2 separate regions of the Homo sapiens genome follow, and region 1 is linked to region 2. Evidence: chromatin loops called from intact Hi-C (ENCODE). Cell type or tissue: OCI-LY7. All regions are shown on one strand. Links, peaks and the distances in the headings refer to the core of each region. The heading gives the core; the rest is flanking DNA.

Evidence for each region. Peaks named below come from ENCODE experiments on the same cell type or tissue, not always from the same donor. Only the 100,000 strongest peaks of a DNase experiment are listed, where the experiment ranks them.
Region 1: a loop joins it to region 2, with 2.0 times the contacts of the local background. A loop is called at or near these places in 4 of 110 quality-filtered maps.

Annotation. Positions count from the first base shown.
Region 1 is chr13:91,575,188-91,578,111 of GRCh38, reverse strand. The region is part of intron 2 of GPC5 (glypican 5); the gene reads right to left. Among named protein-coding and RNA genes, the nearest start is that of GPC5, 180 kb to the right of the region's middle. In OCI-LY7, for the core only: no CTCF peak of the experiment used is centred there; a DNase peak (open chromatin) is centred at 1,321.
Region 2 is chr13:91,374,087-91,377,010 of GRCh38, reverse strand. No RefSeq gene overlaps it. Among named protein-coding and RNA genes, the nearest start is that of GPC5, 23 kb to the left of the region's middle. In OCI-LY7, for the core only: no CTCF peak of the experiment used is centred there; a DNase peak (open chromatin) is centred at 1,710.

The DNA of each region.
Region 1 (2,924 bases), core at 192-2,691, 200 kb before region 2:
TGGATACATGAACCCTTCATGTCACTGCTTGAGCATCCTTACAACATGGCAGCTGGCTTTCCTCAGAGACAGTGACCCAAGATGAGAGAGGAAGGCTGAAACTACAATATCTTTCATGGCCTAGCCACAGAAATCACACACTATCATTTCTGCCTTATTCTATTTATTAGAAGCAAGTTACTAAGTCCAGCTCATACTTAAGGGAGAAGGAATTAGGTTCCATCTTTCGAAAGGAATGTCAAAGAATCTGTGGACATATTTTAAACCACCACATATAGCCACCAATATATTGGTATAAGGGTAAGAGGTGTCAGGAGACTATGAAAAAGACAAGGAATGCCCATTTTAGAGCTGTATTTCCAACCTTAAATCAACAACTTTTTGAGAAGTCCATAGTAACAAACGTTTAGAAGAAGAAGCTCACAGCCCTTAGAGTGCCATTTTTTTCTTTATGACCAAGTTTCATAATTATGACAGAAGCTTGCCACAGTAAGGAAAACATGCAATGTGAATGTTCTGGCACATTACATGGAGGAAGAAAGTCAACAATAGGTGAGGAGCCAACTGCATAGGAAGGCATCAACAACAGTCAGGGAAGGTAGCAGCGTAGAAGAACATATTAATAATGCACCAAAGACAAAGTCCACAGACCCTAGGGCTCTTCTGCAAGGGGACTTCTTTCCAAAGTAGCCAAGGCATTACTGAGTCTCTGGAAGGTAGAAAAGTGGTGGAAAGACCAATGTATAATTCAAATAGCTCTCCCCACTGCGATATTATATTTTAACTCCTTAGCTAGCTGAGCTCAGCTTCACTGGCACCATTTCAAGAAATATATACAGAAAATTAACCACATTTCCCAAGTTGAATTTCCCAAAGACCCAACTACTTCCACAATTCCCACCTGACAGCTAAGCGGCTAAAAGGAAGTCCACAATCATCCAACCCTTCAGTCAATTTATGGCAGGAGAATCCATATAGTGCCTAGGGAGACAGGAAGAACCAATAATCTGTTCACAGTATTTTAGGAAAACCTCAAGCCTGGGCAGTAGAGCTCTTATGCAAAAATGAGTAAGGAGTAGAGAGAAGGTCAAATACAGAACTAATGCAAAAATTCTGATACAAGAAAAGAAGGAAAACATGTGAAGTATTTCTGCCTTTTCACATACAAATTTTTTTTTTTTACAGATGAACCAGAAGCTAAATATTGTAAGCAATCAACTGAATCTGCTAAGTGTGACATTAAGAGTTTTATGTGAATTCAGCATACAGAACTTTGTTTTAGTTGGTGGCTTCAGCTGAGTTTGGCCAGCAGGAGGCGATGACAGGAGATTTCTGCTTCCTCCCTGCTTTTGTGATATTCTGACTTAGCCATATGCCTTTAAGATAACAGTTGCTGGCAGAAGGGCCCCTTTCCATTGTTGCAGCTCTCATCAGGCTCTGGAAACACATCTCTTTCCCTGGCATCAGGAGGGGCAGCGTGGTCCTGATGCTGCTAATCTCTGCATGTGTTAACACACCCTGTGGTTACACTAATTTGGCAAACACCTTTGTAAACTAAAAAGTTTCCTCAAACACTTCAACACTGGGTACTGTTACCCGTTAGGAATCTCCTGATGCAATGTATATTTTTCCCAATATACTTACTTTAAGTTGTTTTAGTTGTGTTTATTTTTTGCTGTCCATTTATTGCCTCTGACTTTGCCTACATAATTTTTTATTTATTTCTAACTACTAAGTAAAATTATATATATTTGTGGTGTACAACAGATTTCAATATATATATATATATACACATTGTGTATTGGCTAAATTAAACTAATTAACATATGTATTAATCATTTTTTTTGTGATAAGAACACTTAAAATCTACCCTCGGCAATTTTCAAGCATACAATACATTGCTATTAGTCATAGCTACCTTGATATAAGATAGATCTCTTGAATTTATTCCTCCTGCCTAACTGAAATTTTGTACCTTTTGACCAACATCTGTCTGCCCAATGTTCCCATCCTTCAGCCTCTGGTAATCTCCATCCTACACTGCTATGACTGACAATATTCAGGACAGTTCTACCTACTACTTCTTTCATATTCTGACATTATCGGTTTTCATGCTAAATAAATGTTGCCAAAATTACTGTATTATTGACATCTAATATATTCTTACCTAATACTTTTCTGTTTGTATTCTCTTTATTTTTTAGAATTCTTTGACACTGAAAGTAACGTGGCAACTAGAAGGCATTAAAAACATAATTGGTATAGTATAAAAAGTTTTTTAAATGTATGGTTACTTATAAGTATACTCCTAAAGAAAATAGCCGCTTTACTTAAATTATTAGCAATGGGAAAAAGACTCAATTTTCTCATCTTGTAGCCACCCAATTGGTCTCATATACATTGTATTTCATTAAAACTAAAAAAGTTTTAAAGAAATTTCTAATTAACATACACAGAGGAACAAAAAAGCTGCAGGCTATTGAATTAAACGTCATACAGCATCAGTAAAACTTTTCTGCCAGTGGGTACAGTTTTAACATGCATATAAAATAGCGTGTTCTCCCTAGGAATAAAAGATTATATGCTAGCTAAAGGGTAATACTTTCTTGTATAGCTCTGTTATTCTCAACATCTCTATTTTCCAGTTGCAAATACATCCTGTTAAAATGCATTTTCAATATACCCTACCTTTAAGTGGATAATACTAGGACTTTTCAAAGTATCAATTAGCAATAAGCTTCAATTCATAGAACAAATACATCTGACTCACGTGGGGTTAACATTTCATTTATTTCAATAAATGCAATTTTCTTTAAAACTTGACCATTTTATACTATAATTTAAGACTTTGTTCCAAGAAAGAAAATGAAACTATTTTTATCTTTCAGTATTTGAACACTCAACAACAAATTCAATGTAGTAAA
Region 2 (2,924 bases), core at 164-2,663:
GTATAAAATATTAAACACAATTTCAAACTTGATTTATCATCAAAAGTTCTTTTATCCTAAGCTTGGAGCCTCTCTCTCCGGAGGTATGCCATAGGGAAGCCAAGGTGAGGAGAAGTGGGAGGAAAGAGGGTGTGTCCCTCAGCTCTCTGCCTTCACCCTTTTTCTCTTCAGGGAGTCCATGACAGACTGTCTCCTACAGTGCCCTGTTCAGGCAGATGTCTATTTCACATTGTCTTCTGCCAGTTTCAATAACTTTAGGCCTATATGTGTTCATCTTCATTCTTTTTCTTTTTTTGTAGAAAGAGGGACTTGCTGTGTTGCCCAGGCAGGCCTTGAACTCCTAGCCTCAAGCAATCCTCCTGCCTTGGCCTCCCAACGCACTGGATCCCAGGTGTAAACCACTGCACCTGGCTGCTATCTTCGTTTTTTTCTGCTGAGGTTTCTTGGCTCTTATTAGACAAGATCCATGACATCCTACACATGTCCCACTTCTGTACCGTCTGTGCATATTTGTTACCTGGCCTCTTCTGGCCAATATACATAATAACAACTCTGTCCAGTAAAATCACTTAACCAATTTTACTCAGTAGAGCCCTTTTCTTTCTAATTCTGCATATGTCAGCTTCATGAGGGCAGAAAGCTTAAACAGGTTTGTTTATTGCTCCATCCTCAGCACATGGACTAACAAGTGTCATGTAATAGGCACTCCATGTTGAATGCATGAACATGAAGTTGGGATCATCTGCTCTCATTAAGATATCCTGATATTGATCACTGATGGCTCTGTCAGAACGGAGACAGGAAAGATCCAGTTTTAGCATCATTTTAGACACGCACAAACAATTCCCACATTTCCTCTTCCTAATATAGTAAATACCATTATCCCACTTATAACTGAAAATGTGCTTACACTTCCCCAGAGGCCAGCAACACAAAATCAAATCCAGCTACTCTGTAAAACTGTATGTCCAGGATCTCTAGAGAAGCACATTTTTCTTATTCTGATGAGCATGTGACTTGTCATGTGTGGCAAAGGTTGACTAAATTGTAAGTTTAACCCTCCTGTGTTCTGGTTATCTATTGTTGAGTCACAGGCTACTCTAAAACTAGTGACTTAAATCAATGACATTCATTCTGTTCATAAATGTGCAATTTGGGCAGGGCTTGGTGGGGACACGTTATCCATGCTCCTGTTGGAGTTAGCTGAAACAGCTTGAAAACTGATGGCTGGCATCATCTGAAGGCTCAGTTATTAACATTTAGTTGATGCTGACTCTCAGTAGGACCTCTGCTGCGGTCATGACCAGAATCCTAGCACACGGGTTCTTCATGTGGATACTTAGCTTCCTCAGCGCATGGTGGCTTGGTTCCACCTTAAGAGAATCAAGCAGAAGCCTCATCCCTTTTATCTCAAAAGTCACACAGTGTCACCTTTTCCATGGCCACTGACCTACCCAGATTCAAAGAGAAAATATAGACCTGTACACCTACTGATGGACAAGTGTCAACATTGCACCATAATAAGAGCACAAAGGATGGGATATAGATTATTGTGATCACCTTTGGAAAACATACTCTTCTACCTTCCAAAATACCAAACATGCAGTGATGAAGACAGGCAAAATTAACCAGTATTTGAAAAAAGTGAAAGTAAGACAATAGTGGTTTCATACCTTATACCACCACCCTGTGGCCAGGAAGAGCAAGGCCCATATTTCTGATCACTGTTCCTCAGCCTGCCAAACTTGGGCCACCAGTTATACTTCCCCAAACTCCCCGCCACCCTCTACCCCACTACAGCCTTGTTAGAGAGGAGTTTAGGGAATAAGTCTCCATCTTTGACAGCTCTCTTTTTGTTGTTGGTGGTTCTGAAGCTCTGAGAATGGACTTAAGACAAGTGGAAGAAATTAATCAATACAGTATTACCTAAAATCTGAATTGCTGGTCCATTAGTTTTCTCTTAGTTCCACCAATTAAAATGCTGGTTCATGGCCTGTTTGCCCTCAGAAATGCTCGTTGCCTTTTTGCTCTTCTAAATTTGGTGGTCTCTTCATCAGGATCCTATGTCATCTACCTTTTGTTGGAAGCAAGGAGCGAGGGTACTCCTCCCTCTGCCTTGGGTAGAATCTCTGGCCAGTAGCTGCATTTCCTTCATGACCCTATCACCTGGGTTTCAGGAACACTCCATTCTCCATTCTCCCTTTCTTCCTCCATTGTAGGGAGATGGTGCCCCACCCCCCGCTGTTGCTAATTTCTGGGTTGACATACCATCCCATCTGACTTCTCTCAACTATTCCACCACCTAAACTAAGTCCATGGTTAAATGCCCTCTGTTTCAAAACCATAAAGTTACTCTAGTGTTATTTAAGTATTCCAGTATTATTTTAGTTATCCTATCTCTGTTGCAGTTTTTGTGTATTTGTAGCTGAATCTACAAATTTTTAAAAATCAAACTAAGTCTATGTCACGTTCTCTTTCCTTTTAAACTGTGGCTTCTCCCATTTTAAAGTAAGTTAAGAATGTATTAATTTATTCACTTTCAGACAAGACAGGTATTTACTGAACACATTACAAACTATACACATTTAATAAATAATTCTCACAACTCAATGAAGTTGGGACATGACCCTGCTCTTATAGTGAAAAACAACTGAGATTCAGATAAGTTAATAAAATAGCTTATCCAGAGGTCTTTTTATTATTCTTCCCACTAAAATACACTATGTCACTGCATATCTTATTTTCACTCATTGGTCTTTATCCTGGTTTAAAATTAGCCATTTGGAATTTGGTAATAAATTTCTGGGTGTTTAGTGAGCTCCTCCAAAGTCCTTATTTATGTTCTTGATAAGTATTTTTTTCATCGATGCTTTGATAAATCAAAGCTTTTGGCTCAGAGTTAGTTACTATAAGAATCCAATTGG